2 separate regions of the Homo sapiens genome follow, and region 1 is linked to region 2. A link is an interaction called in ENCODE POLR2A ChIA-PET data of the cell type or tissue named here. Cell type or tissue: GM12878. All regions are shown on one strand. Links, peaks and the distances in the headings refer to the core of each region. The heading gives the core; the rest is flanking DNA. Region 1 holds the start of SBSN (suprabasin). Region 2 overlaps FFAR2 (free fatty acid receptor 2).

What was found. Peaks named below come from ENCODE experiments on the same cell type or tissue, not always from the same donor. Only the 100,000 strongest peaks of a DNase experiment are listed, where the experiment ranks them.
Region 1: POLR2A ChIA-PET joins it to region 2 with 6 read pairs; 2 of 35 experiments call an interaction of 5 or more read pairs at or near these places.

The regions. Positions count from the first base shown.
Region 1 is chr19:35,523,974-35,533,416 of GRCh38, forward strand. SBSN (suprabasin) reads right to left here and starts at 4,338. Exons shown (of 4, transcript NM_001166034.2): 1 at 2,671-4,338; 2 at 886-951; 3 at 738-782. The coding sequence starts at 4,308. RefSeq lists enhancers at 1,248-1,920, 3,042-3,543, 4,989-5,489. In GM12878, for the core only: no CTCF peak of the experiment used is centred there; no DNase peak of the experiment used is centred there; H3K27me3 peaks cover 671 bases.
Region 2 is chr19:35,450,739-35,460,929 of GRCh38, forward strand. It overlaps FFAR2 (free fatty acid receptor 2), which reads left to right. Exons shown (of 2, transcript NM_001370087.1): 2 at 1-1,029. Among named protein-coding and RNA genes, the nearest start is that of FFAR2, 7.6 kb to the left of the region's middle. RefSeq lists enhancers at 6,417-6,546, 9,701-9,820 and a silencer at 8,098-8,277. In GM12878, for the core only: no CTCF peak of the experiment used is centred there; a DNase peak (open chromatin) is centred at 6,633; H3K27ac peaks cover 1,459 bases.

The DNA.
Region 1 (9,443 bases), core at 4,444-9,443, 76 kb after region 2:
TTCGAGACCAGCCTGGCCAATATGGTGAAACCCCTGTCTCTACTAAAAATACAAAAATTAGCTGGGCATGTTGGCGCACACCTGTAATCCCAGCCACTCAGGAGACTGAGATAGGAGAATCACTTGAACCCAGAAGACGGAGGTTGCAGCGAGCTGAGATTGCACCACTGCACTCCAGCCTGGGAGATAGAGTGAGACTCCGTCTCAATAAATTAAAATAAAGAAAGAGAGTCAGGAGTTTACTTTGAGCCCCAACTGGGAACCAGGATTCCATAGGAGCCTCTGCACTGGGGTGACCTTGCACCAGGGAGAGGACAAAGACACAGGCTCCCCCTCCCAGCATGAAGCAAAGGCATTTGCAGGAGGGTTGGGACAGGAGGGAAGCCAGTCAGCAAATGGGAATCGAGGAATGACAAGGAGAGAGAGGGAATGAGAACAGTCAGCAGCCCCTCCTCCCTCCCTGGCTCCCAGGGGCACCAGGGCCTGGGAGGTCTTTTCTGCCAGCTTGTGTTTGCCTTGGTGGAAATGAAAGGCACCCAAAAGATGAGGGCAGGGTGCAAAGGGGAGGGAGCAGGTGGAGAGAGGGAAGCCCAGGACTGGGTATCAGGTTGGAGGGTCTTTGCAGAGGCTGCAGGTCTGCCCGCCCGGGGAGCTGTCCAAACAGACACCGGGAAGGGGTCGGGGTGAGCGTATCTATCAGGACGCAGAGCAGAAAAGAGACACCATGGGGCACTCACCCTCCACAGGGCGGGAAGGTTGATGAAAGGCGTGTTGACCGAGGCCTGCAATTCAAGGACAAGAAGGTCAGTCTCCAGCGTCTGACCCACAGCCATGCTAGGGAACTCCCAGGGGCCTCCTCTCCCCTACCCCAGAGTCCGCGCTTACCCCAGAGGCTAACGGCGTGGTTGTGGCCCCTCCTTGATGGCTGGAAGATCCGCTTTGATGGTTGCCCTGTGGACAAAGCCCAGACTCTTGTTACAACCCCACAAACGCGGAGGGTCTCCCAGTTCCTTTTCCCCAGGGACCTGGTCCCCTCCAGGGTGACTGGGGCTGCGGTGGGAGGCACAGCTTAACCCACTGCCTCCTCACTGTCCAGAAGAAAACCCAAAGCCCGTGCTCGCGTGGGCATTCTGCCTCCTGCTGCCTTTTCCTCCCCAAAGCCCCTTTTAATTTCCTTAATGAAGTGCTCTCAGTCATGGAGGAGGGGCTGGTGGAAAGGGAAGGTAGAGGACCCGTGACAAACAATATCAGGACCTAGTTTAACCTCAGCCCTGACCTCAAATCTACCCTTCTATGCCCTGTCTAGCTGCATCCCTAACTCCACTGATCCTTGTCCTTAACCCAGCCCCAGACACTCAGCCATGCACCCCAGCAGTGCCCCCAACCCCGGCTGCTGTTGCCAGCCCCAAATCCTACAGTGCACCGTCCTCTGCTCGCGGCACCCTGCAGCCTGCCGTGCCCGCTCCTCTGCTGCGCCGTTCCTCCCCACCCACCCATCCCTGGCTCTGTCTGGCGGCAGATGTGGCTCTGGACTTCGACGTCTGAGCCAGTCACATCTTGCAGATCCAGGACCCCTCATGGAGCCTGGAGAGTGAGGGCGCACAGGAGTCCACCCTCTCCTGCTCCCCACGCTCCCTTCTTGGTGCCTGTTCTGTTGTGAGTGGTGCTATTTGCCTGCCTCCAGTCTCTGTTCCCTCTACATATTTTATTTTATTATTATTTTTTTTGAGACAGAGTCTCACTCTGTTGCCCAGGCTGGAGTGCAATGGTGCAATCTCAGCTCACTGCAAACTCCGCTTCTCGGGTTCAAGGGATTCTCCTGCCTCAGCCTTCTGAGTAGTTGGGATTAGAGGCGCCAGCCACCACACCTGGCTAATTTTTGTATTTTTAGTAGAGATAGGGTTTCACCATGTTGGCCAGGCTGCTCTTGAACTCCTGAGCTCAAGTGATCCACCTGCCTCGGCCTCCCAAAGTGCTGGGGTTAACAGGCATGAGCCACTGAACCTGGCCTCTGTTCCCCCTACATAAATGGGTAAGAGAAACCTTCCAGAAAACCTCTCCTGGCTGGGCAGTGCAGGGGAAGAGAACCCTGGCCTGCCCTCTGCCAAAGCTGGGCACTAGCCACAGGACTTTGGCACGTCCCCTAACCTCTCTGAGCCTTTGTTTCCTTATCTGAGAATCAGGGCGTCAGCAGCCTCATCTTGACCACATCAGAGGGTAGTTACAAAGATTACACAGGCCAAGGCTCATCTCCGAAAGCTATTCCTCATGCTCACTCTCCTAACCAGGTTTTGTCAACACTCAGTCCCTTTGCACTATACTAGATCTTGATCTCAGGAACTGTTTCCCATTCCCCAGGAAGGGCTTCATGGGCCCCACTTGAGGCCCCCTTAACCAGGAGGGCAGCTCCCTGAAGGTGGGACAGGGTGCCCGCCACCCTGTCTGATACGTGCTTTGCAGATAAGGTGGCTCACCCCATCTGACCAGCTGCCACCAGCTCCTTTGTAAGGGAGATGGGGAAGGGGGAGGAACCCAGTGATATAGCTGCCCAAGCTTCTTTCACCAAACAAAGGCTACGCGGACCCCCCCGCCCCGCCAAATGTCCCAGGGGTTTAACCTTTCCCTCCCCCAACCCCCCTGTCCCCCATCTCCCCATCCCTGTTCACCTACATTCAGCAGCTGGTTGGCCTCCTTGCTGGCTTGGTTGACCCCATTATGAGCATTCTGCAGCTCCTTCCCGGCCTGGCCAGCAGCATGGTGGGCACCTTGGCCAAGCTTCTCCACTTCCTTTCCAGCCTGGTCAGCAGCATGGTTGACCCCTTGGCCAAGTTTCTCTGCTTCCTTCCCAGCCTGGTGGACCCCAGTGTGGAACCCTTGGACCGCTTTGTCTGCTTCCTTCCCGGCCTGTTCAAGGGTATGGTGAACTCCCTGGCCAAACTGCCCTGCCTCCTTCCCGGCCTCGTGGACCCCAGGTTGGACACCATGAACTGCTATGTCTCCCTCTTTCCCAGCCTGCCCTGCTGTGTGGTGAATGTCGTGGCCAAACTGCCCCGCCTCCCTTCCAGCCTGACTAACGCCATGATGGAGGCCTTGGACCACTCTGTCTTCCTCCTTCCCCACCTGCGAGGCAGCATGGTGGACACCCTGGCCAAACTTCTCTGCTTCCTTCCAGGCCTCATTAACCCCATGGTGGACCCCATGGCCGAGCTTCTCTGTTTCCTTCCCAAACTGACTGGCAGCATGGTGGACCCCCTGGCCAAACTTCTCTGTCTCCTTCCAGCCCTCACTGAGACCATGGTGGACCCCCTGGCCAAACCTCCCAGCCTCATTTCCGGCCTGCCCCGCAGCATGGTGGGCCCCCTGGCCAAATCTCCCTGCCTCATTTCCGGCCTGCCCCGCAGCATGGTGGGCCCCCTGGCCAAACTTCTCTGCCTCCTTCCCAACCTGACCAGCAGTATGGTGGACCCCCTGGCCAAACTTCTCTGTCTCCTTCCAGCCCTCACTGAGACCATGGTGGACCCCCTGGCCAAATCTCCCTGCCTCATTTCCGGCCTGCCCCGCAGCATGGTGGGCCCCCTGGCCAAACTTCTCTGCCTCCTTCCCAACCTGACCGGCAGCATGGTGGATCCCCTGGCCAAACTTCTCTGTCTCCTTCCAGCCCTCACTGAGACCATGGTGGGCCCCCTGGCCAAATCTCCCAGCCTCATTTCCGGCCTGCCCTGCAGCATGGTGGACTCCCTGGCCAAACCTCCCAGCCTCATTTCCGGCCTGCCCTGCAGCATGGTGGACTCCCTGGCCAAACCTCCCAGCCTCATTTCCAGCCTGCCCTGCAGCATTGTCGACTCCCTGGCCAAACTTCCCTGCCTCACTTCCCGCCTGGTTGGCCCCGTGATGGACCCCATGATGGATCAGTTTGTCTGCCTCCTTCCCAACCTGTCCAGCAGCGTTGTTGACCCCATGGCCAAGCTTCTCTGCTTCCTTTCCTGCTTGTCCAATACCATGGTTGATCTCATGGGCAACCTTGTCCATGCCGTGGTTGAGCCCCTGGACGCCTTTGTCCAACTCCTTGCCGGTGTGGCTCCCCATGTTGCTAAGTCCGTTGAAAACCTTCTCCACTTCCCTTCCGGCATGCGTGATTCCACTGTTGATGCCATCCAGGGCCTTGCCCACCTCTCTCTCTGCATTGCTCAGCCCTCGGTTGATCCCTTCAATGACCTTCTCAATGGGGTCATCGCTGGCCGCCCATCCAGACAGGGCCCCCAGTAGCAGAAGGAGGGAGCAGGAGCCGACCAGACGTGCAAGATGCATATTGCTGGGAAGGTCGGGAAGGATGCAGAGAGGAGCCAGGGAAGCCACGCTGCTATTTATCCTCTCTCCCTCTCGCCCTCTTCTCCACCCCTCATGACTCAATTACCCCTGTGAGGCACTGAGTTGGTCTTCAGTCAAGGAGGTGTTTCCCAGGGAGATTTGGAGTTGAGCAATGGAGAGGAGGAGGAAGAGAGGGTGAGTCATGGATGGAGAAGAACTCTGGCATCTTTGCTCCTTGCCCTCCACCCCAGAGATGGGTGTCTGCCCTTCCAACCACCTCCTCTTTCATTCCTCACCCACTGTCCAGGCCTCCTCTCTCGCAAACCCACCTTCCACCATGCTCCATCCCTGGGATGCAGGCAATTCTTCAACACCTCACTCCTCTCAGGCATCTAAGCCTCCAGCTCCCCAGGCAGTGAGGGGCTAGAATGATGGGAGGCACCGTCTGGAGAGGGGAGAACACTAGGTGGGATGAAGGAGTCATCAGACCTCGTTCTTGTGGGCCAGCCCCTGCCCTCACTCATTCCATTCCAGCCACACAGGCCTTCTCCCTGTTCCACAAACACACCAAGCTCATTCCTGCTGCAGGGCCTTTGCACATGCTCCTCTCTCTGCCTGGAATGCAGAACCCAGATCTTCACGTGGCTGGCTCCTCCTCATCCGTACTTGACTTAAATGCCAACTTCGCAAGAAAACCTCTCCTGACCATAACATGGCATTAATTATACTCTGTAGTATCACCCTTTTGTTTTCACAGAAAAAAAAAATCTGAAATTACCTTTATTTTTTATTGCCTGTCTCACCTACTAGCAATGTAAATTGGTCGTGTTGATCACTGCTGTATTCCTAGCTTCTTGAACACTGCCTGGGGTTCAGTAAATATTTATTGACTGGACAAATGGATGGATTCGAACAGGCCAAGGAAAGAGACTCCGAGCCCGAGTCTGGGTCTCACAGGGTGCTGGAGGGAAGGGCGCCTGGGTCGCCAGGGCAGCATAGAGTCCCTTGTGGAGTGCCGCAGATTTTGGAGGCAGGATCCCATTCCTGTCGCAGAACCCAGACCTCCTGCCTCCCAGCCCTTGGGCAAGGGCAGGGGGCTGATTGCCACGAGCTGGAACAGGACGCAGTGTCTCCTGAAAAGCCGGTTGAGGCAGCCACGGGGAGGGGCCGAAGACCCAGGGCAGCAGGAGCCTGTGAGCCAGAACCTGGGCTGGGGCCAGGCCCTCATCCTTCCTGCCCTCCCGACATGGGGCCTCCTAAGCCCCAACCTGAAGCCCCAAGTGTTGACATATTGGCTCGGGTTGGAGGGGAAACAGCTGAGAGTCTGGCCTCAGGCATGAAAAGGGCATCGGAAGGAAGGGCAGGTGGTGGTGGGCAGGCTTGGGGCAGCAGATGCATCTAGAAGCCAGTTGGGAGGGAGGCTAAGACCAGAACGAGAGCCAGTGGGTGGGTACAGTAGGTGCAGGGGTGAAAGATATTTGGGTTTTGGTGCCAAGGGGAGAGACTGAGAGAGGGGTGGAGGTGGGATTGCTGGTGGGAAGGCCAGGCAGGAACAATGTGCAGGGTGTGAGCAGCTGGAGGTGGCAGAGCTATGTGTGTGGGTGCCCAGGTGTGGCGAGAATCTGCACGTGTTTTCAGGCTTTGCTCAAACAAAGGCGCCAAGGCCCACTCCCCTCAGAGGACCCGGGGTTCCTCTCCAGCTCCTGGACACTTGACTCCACCCAAAGACAGGCATCCCAGGACAGATATCCAGAAGCTTCTGCCTTCTCTGGGCTCTGCCTATAGAGGGTGACTAAGTGTGCCACCTCTCCAAGCTTGAGCTCATCAAATCTGTTTCCCGGTTTCACACTCCAGGGACAAAGCCAAATTCCTGGGCAAACTCAGGTGTGGTTTTTCTGCCCTGGTCCAGGGCCGAAATGATGGAGTTTCCCATACCAGGAGGTGGCTGGGCAGAGAAGAGTGGGTGATGAGTGTCAGAATCCTAACCCACCCAGAGATCAAGAGGTGGGATTTCTCCCACTTTGAACTGTGTTCCATCTTCTTTTTGTGTTTTTGGAGGGAGAGTCTCACTCTATCCCCCAGGCTGGCATGCAGTGGCATGATCTCGGCTCACTGCAACCTCCGCCTCCCGGGTTCAAGTGATTCTTCTGCCTCAGCCTCCCGAGTAGCTGGGATTAGCCGGGCACCTGCCATGATGCCCAGCTAATTTTTGTACTTTCAGTAGAGACGGGGTTTCACCATGTTGGCCAGGCTGGTCTCGAACCCCTGACCTCAGGTGATCCGCCCACCTCGGCCTCCCCAAGGGCAGGGATTACAGGCGTGAGCCACTGTGCCTGGCCTGAACTGTGTTCCATCTTCTCTATCCCTCTCCACCCCATCCTTTCATCTTCTGCCAGCCTCAGTCCCTCTCCTCTGTCTCTCTATTCCCATGTGGCACGATTCGATTCAGGACTTCAGCATCTGGCTCCATAACTGAGAATGGCCTGGAGTTGTCCTTTCTTTATTTTATTTATTTTTTTTATGAAGTATCACTCTGTTGCCCAGGTTGGAGTGCAGTGGCAATCTCGGCTCACTGCAACCTCCGCCTCCCAGGTTCAAGTGATTCGCCTGCCTCAGCCTCCCGAGTAGCTAGGATTACAGATGCATGCCACTACACCTGGCTAATTTTTGTATTTTTAGTAGAGATGGAGTTTCACCATGTTGGCCAGGCTGGTCTCAAACTCCTGACCTCAGGTGGTCTACCTGCCTCGGCCTCCCAAAGTGCTGGGATTACATGTGTGAGCCACTGCACCCAGCCAAAATCAGCCCCTTTTGAATCCTGGTTTTGTTGAGGTTATATTTTTCACCTCCTTGATTGTACACCAAAATGTAGCTCCCTTTGTTTAATTAATCATCTGTGTTTTGGTCTCGGTTCGTTAAAACCTCCTCACCTGTACACTTAGTTTACTTTCTTCTCCCAGGCCATCAAAGCAGGAGAGCCTCACCCTGCCCTGGTCCCATGGCAGGTGCTTGGCAAATGAATTTCTCATGGATGTTGGCGGAAGGAAGAGGTTATGTCATTCTGCCCCTTCTTGCATCCATCCCTCTCTGGGATGGTGACTCCTTCCTGGCACAAACCCCCACTCCCCCTGAACCTTGGTCACAGCTGCGTGTCAACCTGCTGTGCAGGTGATGGTGCCTGCCTGTGAGTCACTGAGGTGCAAGCAAACCCCTACCCCGGGGCTGCAGGGGAGGGAGCTGTTTGTCCACTTGTTCTTTGTCAGACGTTCATTGAAAACCTGCTTTGTATTGTTCTAAGTGCTGGAGGCACAGTCGTGAACAAACAAACAAGAACAGGAGCCCTGTGAGGGGCTTAGAGCCCAAGGGGGAGACATCGAACAAATAAACCAATCAGTAGATCATGACAAACTACATGAAAAGCTACAAGGAAAAGAATGGGTGCTGCGAGAAGATATAACGTGAAGAGTTTGATAAGATTGGCGATCAGGGCCGGGCGAGGTGGTTCACGCCTGTAATCCCACCACTTTGGGAGGCCGAGGCAGATGGATCACCTGAGGTCAGGAGTTTGAGATCAGCCTGGCCAACATGGTGAAACCCCGTCTCTACTAAAAATACAAAAACAAAAAAAAAATTAGCTAGGTGTAGTGGCGCACGCCTGTAGTCCCAGCTACTCAGGAGGCTGAGGCGGGAGAATCACTTGAACCCAGGAGGCGGAGGTTGCGGTGAGCTGAGATCGCACCATTGCACTCCAGCCTAGGCAACAAGAGCGAAACTCTGTCTCAAAAAAAAGAAAAGAAAAGAAAAGATTAGCGATCAGATGAAACCTGAGGAATTGACATTTATTCATTCAGGTATAGTTTATTGGGCTAACGCCTTTTTCAGACAGGGTCTTGCTCTGTCTCCCAGCTGGAGTGCAGTGACACAATCACAGCTCACTGCAGCCTTGACCTCCTAGGCTCAAGTGATCCTCCCACCTCAGCCTCCCTAATAATTGGGACAACAGGCATGCACCACCACACCTGGCTACTTTTTTTATTTTTTGTAGATACAGGGTTTTGCCACATTGCCCATGTTGGTCTCAAACTCCTGGACTCAAATGATCCTCCCACCTCAGCCTCCCAAAGTGTTGGGATTACAGGCATGAGCCACTGCGTCCAGCCCACAAACACCTTTCAGGTGCCAAACACTTTTCTTGTCAATGGGATACAGAAGTGACATAGATGACGTCCCTGTCCTCTCAGAGCTTACAGTCTGGTGGACAGAGACAGTTGGCAAGAAAACAAACAATTTTTAGAGAGACATGTGCTCTAAGGAAAATAAAAACATAGACAGTGTAGCCCTAGAGAAATTTTGCACACTGAAGCATAACTCAGAATGGAGAAGTCAGACAAGGCTTCCTGGAAGATGGGCAGAAATTGGGAAGGGGGTGACGGCTGACAGTGACAGAGAAAGGAGGGAACTTAGATGCAGAGTGTAGAAAGCCTCTCTTAAAGGGTGGGAAACCAAGAGGCAGCCAAGGGAAGCCCTGGGTGGGCCTTCCAGGCATACGGAGGCAGCAAGAGTCACTCCACTGGAGAATCCAAGGGACAGCATGGAACCTGTGTGCTTCAAGAGACAGAGAAGAGGAAAGGGCTTTCAGGAACAGTGTAAAAGGTGGGATTCCAGGCTGGGTGTGGTGGCTCGCTCCTGTAATCCCAGCATTTTGGAAGGCCGAGGTGGGAGGATCGCTTGAGCCCAAGGGTTCTAGACCAGCCTGAGCAAAAGAGTGAGACCCTCTCTCTACAAAAAAATAAAAAGTAAAAATAGCCTGCAGTGGTGGCTGCACATGTAGTCCCAGCTACTCAGGAGGCCGAGGCGGGAGGATCGCTTGAGCCCAGGAGTTCAAGGCTGCAGTGAGCCATGATTGCACCACTGCACTCCAGCCTAGGAGAAAGAGTGACACCCCGTCTCAAAATAAATAAACAAATGATAATTTTAAAAAGTGGGATTCCATTCCAGACGGCAGTGCGTGGCCGTGGAACGGTGATGCATAGCGTGCTGACGTCCCATGCCTCTACGGGGATGGGATGCGATGGTGTCAGGCCTCTGGCTTGGGCGCCGCCCCTCGGCGACGTCACTGGGTACTGTGACGTCAC
Region 2 (10,191 bases), core at 1,974-6,973:
GTTACACAGGAGCTGGGAAGCCTGGGAGAGGCGGAGCAGGAAGGCTCCCATCCAGATTCAGAAATCCTTAGACCCAGCCCAGGACTGCGACTTTGAAAAAAATGCCTTTCACCAGCTTGGTATCCCTTCCTGACTGAATTGTCCTACTCAAAGGAGCATAAGTCAGAGATGCACGAAGAAGTAGTTAGGTATAGAAGCACCTGCCGGGTGTGGTGGCTCATGCCTATAATCCCAGAACTTTGGGAGGCTGAGGCAGGTGGATCACTTGAGGTCGGGAGATTGAGAACATCCTGGTCAACATGGGAAAACCCCGTCTCTACTAAAAATACAAAAAAATTAGCTGGGCATGGTGGCACATGCCTATAATCCCAGCTACTCTGGAGGCTGAGGCAGGAGAATCCTTGAACCCGGGAGTTGGAGGTTGCAGTGAGCTGAGATCACGCCACTGCACTCCAGCCTAGCGACAGAGCAAGACTCCATTTAAAAAAAAAAAAAAAAAAAAAAAGAAGCACCTTCAGGCTGGAGAAGCAGCGTAGCTAACACAAGTCCAGTCCTTGTGATGTGGCTGGTAGTTGGGGATGGCCAGGCTGAAGCAGAGAGTCCTAGAGAAATCTCGATACAAGCTTCAAAGCAACACCTAGACACTGCTCTAGCGGTTGATCCTGGAGATAAACCAACAAGAGAGAGATGGAAGAGAAATACTAAATGAGGTCAAAGAAGACTCAGAAAGGTTCTGAGCCTGGAGATGAGCAGGGAGGCCTCAGGGCTTAGACCTTTAATGATAGGGGTTTCCCTGCATTGGTTTGACCTGTTGCCTTTTTGATGTGCTCTGTTTGTTTTCATGTGTTGTCTTGTCTCCCCTGCTAAACTGGGAGCTGCCAGGGGTCTGGGTCTTATCTCCTTCCTCCATGGTACCCCACACAGGCCAGGATGTGGTTTGGTACCCAGCAATCAGAGATTGGCACTCCCTCATACAGGGGAAAGCAACCTGGTCTAGCAAATTGAAAATAAAGATGATAAAACTCTGAAGTGAATGTCCACAATTTTTGTAACACTGCTGCAAGCACAGGGAGGGCAAAAATAGGAGAGAGAACCAGATTCAGCAGCAAAGGGGAAAAGTGATGCATCTGAAACCACAGAAACATCTTAAGATAAAGAGGTGGTGTGGGCAAAGGAAGTGAGAGCACTGACGGAATCGTCTTTCGAGGGATGAATAGAGAGTCCGGACTTAGAAAGGATGCAGGGTGATTCCGATTCACAGTCATCTGTCTGCCACAGGGCCTTAAAACATGTCACCCTCCTGCTCAGAAACCTGCAGAGCTTTCCTATCATCAAAATGTTTCCTTGGCCAGTTGCAGGGGCTCATGACTGTAATCCCAGCACTTTGGGAGGCTGAGGTGGGAGGATCACTTGAGCCCAGGAGTTGGAGACCCACCTGGGCAACACAGTGAGACCCTGTCTCTCAATTTTAAAAATTTAATTTAAAAAGATGCGTCCGGCTGGGCACAGTGGCTCATGCCTGTAATCCCAGCAGTTTGGGAGGCCAAGGCGGGAGGATCGCCTGAGGTCAGAAGTTCTAGACCAGCCTGGCTAACATGGTAAAACCCCATCTCTACTAAAAAGACAAAAAAAATTAGCCGGGCATGGTGGTGCGTGCCTGTAATCCCAGCTACTGAGGAGGCTGAGGCAGGAGAATCACTTGAACCTGGGAGGCAGAGGTTGCAGTGAGCCGAGATTGCGCCACTGCACTCCAGCCTGGGCAACAGAGCGAGACTCTGTCTCCAAAAAAAAAAAAAAAAGTGCTTCCCCCAAGGAACTCATATTGTACCATTCTTTTCCTTGCTTTGTCCTCTCTCTCCCCTTCCAGTTCTACCTGCCTAGCTCATTTTTCCACAATAAGGACTCCTAGACCATTCTCTCTAGTTAAATGACCTCCAGCCCCTAACCTAGTAGTTTGCAACCCAGGCTGTACATCAGAATTACATGTGGAGGTGTGAAAATAATACAGAGAGCCACCTCCAACCTACTGACAGAATCTCTGCAGGTGGGGCCCCAGCAAGAGAGCTTTTCAAAAAAGCACCCCAGGTGGCCAGCTGGGGTCGCGAATCGCTGTCTTATCTCAGAAGCCAAATCTGTCCAAGAACTTGTTCTTCAAAAACCTTGCCTGCTTATTCATCCCCCCTCACCTCAATCCCACATTCTTCTACCTGTTTTTTTGTTGGTTTGTTTGTTTTTAGAGTTGGGGTCTCACTCTGTTGCCCAAGCTGGAGTGCAGTGGCACAATCATGGCTCACTGCAACCTCGAACTCCTGGGCTCAAGTCACCCTCCCGCCTCAGCCTCCCAAGTAGATGGGACTACAGGTGTACACCACCACACTCAGCTAATTATTTTATTTTATTTTGTGTAGAGATGGGGTGTTGCCCAGACTGGTCTTGAACTCCTGGCCTCAAGTGATTCTCCTGCCTTGGCCTCCCAAAGTGTTGGGATTACAGATGTGAGCCACCACACCTGGCCCTCCCCCATCTTCTGGTGCTTGCCTCTTCTTCACTTACAAAAATCCACTCAATATTCACTTTCTCCAGAAAACCTTTCCTTATTAGTCCCACTGAACTGAAAGCTCATTTTCTATTTTCCTCCTTCAAAAGAAGACTGGACAGGTGCCATAAGAACCCTGAATTCAGTGTCCATTCCACTTACTAAATGGATGGCCTGAAGCAAGCCACCTCCTCCAGCCTCTATTTCTAAATCATAGTGATTAGGATACTACATACCTCCCAAGATTATTCTGTGGATTAAAATAAGACTCTATGAATAAAATTGCTGAGAAATCATAGAATATTAAGTAGTTCTAAGATATAAATCCATGTACACAGATGTACCCTCACTTATTAGAAATATAATAAGTAAACATTAAAAATAGTGGAAATAATGCTGGGCATGGTGGCTCATGCCTGTAATCCCAGCACTTTGGGAGGCCGAGATGGGCAGATCACTTGAGATCAGGAGTTCAAGATCAGCCTAGCCAACATGGTGAAATCCCATCTCTACTAAAAATACAAAAAATTAGCCAGGCACGGTGGCAGGCACCTGTAATCCCAGCTACTCGGGAGGCTGAGGCATGGGAATCGCTTGAACCTGGAAGGCAGAGGTTGCAGTGAGCTGAGAACGTGCCACTGCACTCCAGCCTAGGCAACAGAGAGAGAATGTCTCAAAAAAAAAAAAAAATAGAAATAACATAGTAGGTAGTCAACTACGGATAGCATGGCAGTAATATGTTTTAAAAAATCTGGGATTCTCAGCTGACTGTACATGCACTATGAGTCTGTGATGTATTACAGCTGCCACAAAAGCTAATTTGATTGGATTACATGAAAAGAAATCATGTTGGCCAGGCACAGTGGTTCACGCCTGTAATCCCAGCACTTTGGGAGGCGAAGATGGGCAGGTCATGAGGTCAGGAGTTCGAGACCAGCCTGGCCAGCACGGTGAAACCCCATCTCTACTAAAAATACAAAAAATTAGCTGGGCATGGTGGCGTATGCCTGTAATCCCAGCTGTTTGGGAGGCTGAGGCAGGAGAATTGCTTGAACCCGGGAGGCGGAGGTTGCAGTGAGCCGAGATCACGCCATTGCACTCCAGCCTGGGCGACAAGAGCAAAACTCTGTCTCAAAAATAAAAAGAAAAGAAATAATGTCTAGACAAGTTGATGATACTGAGGCAGAGCAGGTGTGCTAAGTGGGGCTTGGCCCATGAGGGTTCTTGGTTTTGCCCAGGAAAGAATTCAAGGGCTAGCCGGTGGTGAAAGAAAACAGCTTTGTTGAAGCAGCCCTGTTACAGCTCCAGCCCTGTTGCAGCTCCGTGACTGCTCCTGCAGAGCAGGGCTACCCCACAGGCAGAGAGTAGCAGCTCAGGGCAGTTTTGCAGTCATATTTTTGCCTACTTTTAATTGCACACAAATTAAGGGGCAGTTAACACAGAAATTTCTAAGGAAAGGGTAGTAACTTTTGGGTTGTCAGGTCATTGCCATGGAAAGGGGTGGTAATGCCCAGGTGTTGCCATGGCCACAGTAAACATGGCACTCTGGCGGGCATGCTTTATGAAAAGCTGCTTCACCCTTTCCTTGTTTTAGCTAGTCCTCAATTTGGTCCAATGTCCAAACACCACCCCTGGGGTCAAGTCCCTCCTCCTACCTCCATAACCCCCATTCCACTTAGGTCTAATCAGCAGCAGGTTCAGAACTGAGCAACACATTCTCTTGTATTTTTTTTTTTTTTTTTTTTGAGATGGAGTTTCACTCTGTCACCCAGGCTGGAGTGCAGTCGCACAATCTCAGCTCACTGCAACCTCCACTTCCCAGGTTCAAGCAATTCTCCTGCCTCAGCCTCCCGAGTAGCTGGGATTACAGGTGCATGCCACCACGCCTGGCTAATTTTTGTATTTTTAGTAGAGACGGGGTTTCGCTATGTTGTCCAGGCTGGTCTTGAACTCCTGACTTCAAGTGATCCACCCGCCTCGGCCTCCTAAAGTGCTGGGATTACAGGCGTGAGTCACTACATCCAGCCTGAGCAACACATTTCTAAGAAGGACATTAACTCAGCCGGGCGCAGTGGCTCACGCCTGTAATCCCAGCACTTTGGGAGGCTGAGGCAGGTGGACCACCTGAGGTCAGGAGTTCGAGATCAGCCTGCCCAACATGGTGAAACCCCGTCTCTACTAAAAATACAAAAAATTAGCCGGGCGTGGTGGCAGGCGCCTGTAATCCCAGCTACTCGGGAGGCTGAGGCAGGAGAATTGCTTGAACCCGGGAGGCGGAGGTTGCAGTGAGCCGAGATCGTGCCACTGCACTCCAGCCTGGGCGGCAACAAGAGCAAAACTCTGTTTCAAAAAAAAAAAAAAGGACACTAGCTCAATGAATCAAGCCCAGAAAAATTAACCAAAATGTTTTGGAGATTTAAGACTGTATAACAATAGTAATAGCCGTAATAATAGAGCAAATTAAATACCAGGCACTGTGCCAAGAAGGGGCCTGAGAGGGTTAAGGTCACTTTTCAAGGCCAATAGGTGGCAGGGAGTTTGAATCCAGGTCTTTCTGAGCCTAAAGTGCATGCTGTTTTCACTGACACATGAGAAGGAAGTAAGAGAACACTGGCTGGGACAAGATAAGATCTTTTTTTTTTTTTTTTTTTGAGGCAGAGTCTCGCTCTGTTGCCCAGGCTGGAGTACAGTGGTGCAATCTTGGCTCACTGCAACCTCCACTTCCCAGGTTCAAGCAATTCTCATGCCTCAGCCTCCTGAGTAGCTGGGATTACAGGCGTCCACCACCATCCCTGGCTAGAAGATACACTCTATGAGCCACACAGGACAGAACAAAGACCACAGGTGGAAGAGGCACAGAGATACCTTTCAAATAGTTATGGCCATTTCAATGGAACTGACTATCTCAGCAAAGAAGTCACTCCCCAATTTCCAGGAATATTCAAGAAGGTAGCAAACATCTATCCTAGGACACTGAGGAAACTCACACAAATGAGGGCTGAACCAGTTTAATGACCACTTCCAACTCTACGATTCCCAGGTTCTTTTTTCTTTTCCTTTTTTTTTTTTTTTTTTTTTTGAGATGGAGTCTTGCTCTATCACTCAGGCTGGAGTGCAATGGCGGGAGTGCAATGGCACGATCTCGGCTCACTGCAACCTCTACCTCCGAGGTTCAAGCGATTCTCCTGCCTCGGCCTCCTGAGCAGCTGGGACTACAGGTGTGCACCACCAAGCCCAGCTAATTTTTATATTTTCAGTAGAGATGTGGCTCATGCCTGTAATCCCAGCACTTTGGGAGGCCGAGGTGGGCAGATTGTCTGAGGTCAGGAGTTTGAGACAAGCCTGGCCAACATGGTGATTCTCAGGTTCTTTAGGGGCACGACTTCTCTTACTAACCAGGAAAGTACAAAATGAAGTCATTTTGCTGGGCACGGTGGCTCACACCTGTAATCCCAGCACTTTGGGAGTCCAAGGCAGGCAGATCATAAGGTCAGGAGTTCGAGACCAGCCTGACCAACACAGTGAAACCCCATCTCTACTAAAAATACAAAAATTAGCCAGTTGTGGTGGCACGCGCCTGTAATCCCAGCTACTCGGGAGGCTGAGGCAGGAGAATCGCTTGAACCCGGGAGTCGGAGGTTGCAGTGAGCCGAGATTGCACCACTGCACTCCAGCCTGAGTGACAGAGCGAGACTCCGTATAAAAAAAAAAAAGAGTCATTTTGTTGTCATGGGGTTATAAGAAGATCGATCACTGGACCTGGTCTAAGACTTTCAAAGTGAAGCTGTAGCTGCTCACTTACAAGCATTTGACCTTCATCAAGTTACCTGACATAGCAGCCCATTTCTTCACTGGGAAATCAGTCGATCACCTGTTCAACAAATATGTATTCATTACCAACTCCAGGCCAGATACTTTTCTAGGGTCTAGGGATACAGAGCGTACAAAAGACAAGTATCTTCCCTGTTGGGACTTCCATTCTGGTAGGGGAACATAGTTTAAAAACAGGTAAACAAATAGATGAGCAAGGTGATTTCAGAGTGTGGCAAATGGAAAGTAGTTACAAAGGAACTGAAACAAGGTCATGGGAGAAACTATAAGGGGAGGTTGAGGAGGTTTAGAAGATCATTCTACTCTCTTGCTTCAAACCTTCACCTGGCTTCCAGAAGCTCTTAGAAGCTCATTCAAACTCCTTTTAGTGACCTAAAATACTTTGCACGGTCGGTCTTTTCAGGCAGCTGCTAGCCCGATGAAAACCCTGCGTGTTTGCATAGAAGTCTATGGTTTCTTAACTCTCATGCACATGGTCTCCTTGATCCTAACAAACATTCCCCTTCAGGTCCCTTCAGGTAGGCACAGCTGCCAGAATGATATTCTTAAAATGGAAATCAGATCATTCCAATATCTTGCTTCAAATCCTCGAATGACTTCTAGAGGCTCTTAGAATACAAATTCCTTTCTGTGACCTGGAAGCCCCTGCTCAGCTCCTCAACCTCATCTTCTTTCACTCTGTCCCCATTGATAGTATTCCAGCCCAGAGGTTCTCAATATGTGGCCTCTGAGCCAGCAGCTGCTGCATCACCTGGGAACAAGCCACTTGACACATCGGCCTGTTTCTTCATTTGGAAGTTGAATCTCCTAAGTTAGTGATGTTCAGCTGAGCCCTGAACAATGAAAGGGAGTTGACATACAAAGGCCCGCAGGAACATTCTGGAAACAGAAATTGCTGATGCAAAGGCTCTGAGGAGAGAGAAAACCTTAGCATCTCTCAAGGCCAGAGAGAAGGCCAGTGAAGGGCTCAAACAGGGGTTTTAAATGTAAGCAAATATTGGAACTACCTGAAGCGTTTGCTGAACCATAGATGACTGTCCTCACTTCCCCAGGACTTCAGAATCAGTAGGGATATTGGTCAGGGTTCTCCAGAAAACAGAACCGAGAGGACAGACAGATTACATAGACAGATAAGTAGATAGGTAGACAGATAATAGATTAGAGAGATAGAGAAAGAGAGAGAGAGACAGAGACAGAGAGATAAAGATACACAGGTAGGTAGTAGGTAGACAGATAATAGATTAGATAGATAGATAGATAGACAGATAGAGATAGATAGATATACACAGGTAGCTAGTAGGTAGACAGATAATAGATTAGATAGATAGATATGCACAGGTAGGTAGTAGGTAGACAGATAACAGAGTAGATAGATGATAGATAGACAGATAGATAGATGATAGATAGATAGATAGATATACACAGGTAGGTAGTAGGTAGACAGATAATAGATTAGATAGATAGATAGATAGATAGATAGATAGATAGATAGATAGATAGATGATAGATAGATGGGGGAAGGGTAGGAAGCCCTGATCTATTGCATTTGCAAATTTCTGTGGCACATACACTCCCACCAGGAATCATTGCTACCAATATGAAGATCTTGAACATGGGTTTGGCAAGAGATGCTAATAATGGGCTCTTATTATAATGTAATGAGCTCAGACATATCCCTGCATGCAACTCACAGTACATCTGCTCAAATGGCAGCCAGATCACATCTTCCTTGAGAAAACTTTCTCTTTCCCCACCAACGCTTCATGCAAGCCTCTTGCACAGTGCTTCCTATACAGTAAACACTAGTTAAATGTGGCTGGCTGGGCCTGCTCCAAAGCATCCGGGTGGCTGTATGATTGCACAGCTCCTCTGAACCCCCTGCCCCAAAGCAGGATGACAGATGGGTAAACAGAAATATTAGTGCCTGGTTAATGAATAACACAGACGGCAGCCTAGTGCCGCTACCAGGAAACAGGGGTGGAGGGATCTGACCTGGCCCAACCTGGGGGCCTGAGCAGCACGAAAAGGGAACCTGGCATTATTTCACTTCCCCTTTCTGGAAAAGATGCTCCTGGGCCCCTTCCTCAGAACTTCTCATCAGTCCGCACAACCAGAGCTCAGGTGCAGTGTGGCTTGGTGATGAATACTATGGTTGGAAAAGGAGGGATGGGGGCAGTGGGCATGGAGAGGGTCTGGAGGAAACACACAGCCATGATTCCAGCCTCACTCCCTTAAACGTCCTGCCTCTCAGCGCGGGGTCTGTGCTAGTTCTTCTTTTCGCCTTGCCCTGCCTCCTGTGGATAAGTGCTTTTGCCCCACTTTTTTTTTTCCTTTTCATTATTTATCTCTAATCACAGGAAATGAGGACATTTCTCATCTACAAATTGCACATCCCATCAGGAAATTGGGCCAAAGATCTCTAAGCCTTCAGAAGCGGTCATCCAGTAACCCACTTGGCAAAGTTTCAAAGGTCTGGGAAAGTAGATGCGAGGTCAAGCAGTGCGGGAGGGGAGCCAACTCTGCAAACGCTGGCCACGGCCAGCTGGCCACCAGCAGCTTACCCGAGGAGGGGTTGTCCAAGCTACATACTAACCCCGGTTCCCTCTCCCCAAACATTGTCCTCTGCCATCTGTCAGTCCGAGCTACGACCAGCCTCGAGAAAACAGAGTTAGGAAAGTAAACACACTGCTCCCAAATCTAGCTATTTTAAATAAAAAGCTCACCCATGTGGGCTGCAGTTGAGAATTTCTAAAGTGCCATGGCAAACATTACACCATTTGAGTTTCCACGGCGTAGCCTTCATTCATCCGCCAACATTTATGGAGGCCTACCATGTGTCAGGCCCTGTTTTAGGTGCTAAGGATACAGCAGTGAACAAAAAGGGTAAGATTCCTGCCCTCAAGCAGCTCCCATTGCTGGGCAGACAGGGAGAGCAAGACCCATAAGCAGGATCCTTTGCACTGGTGCTACGTGCTGTGAAGACGATAGAACCGAGCTGGGATAGAACATGACTCCCAGGAAGGGAGTAGGTGGTTACTTTTGAACACACAGCTTGAGCTTGAGAAGGCCATGCAAAGGTGATATTTGAGCTGGGACTAGAATGGCAAGGAGGAATCTTGTATGCCAAGAACTGGGGGAATAATGTCCCAAGCAAGGGGCTCCAGGCCTGTGCGAGGCCTGAACAGGCTGAATTTGTGCCGGGAAAAGAAACGCCAGGGTGGCTGCAGCTTAGTGACAGCTGAAAAGCCAGCAAGTGTCAGATCCCAGGGAGTCTCAAAGGCTTTTAAGAAGCACAACAGGCCGGGCGCGGTGGCTCACGCCTGTAATCCCAGCACTTTGGGAGGCTGAGGCGGGCGGATCACGAGGTCAGGAGTTCAAGACCAGCCTGACCAACATGGTAAAACCCCGTCTCTACTAAAAATACAAAAAAATTAGCCAGGCGTGGTGGCACACACCTATAATCCCAGCTACTCAGGGGCAGGAGAATCACTTGAACCCGGGAGGCAGAGGTTGCAGTAAGATGAGATCGCACCACTGTACTCCAGTCTTGCAACAGAGAGAGACTCCAAATCAAAAAAAAAAAAAAAAGAAGAAGCGCAACAGATATCCTCTCCCTACTTAACAACAAGAAAAGCTGAGGCTCAGCGATGCAAAGTGGCAAAGTGGCAAAGTGACACACGCAAGTCCTCAGTGAGATGGTGTTCTGGCCCCTCCTCCACGATTCCCGACTCCCTCTCAAAACCACAGGCACACTCTCTCTCAATCTTTACTTCACTGAGGAAGAGAAAAGAGGGCAGGAATCGTGACTCATGCGGTGTGCAGTT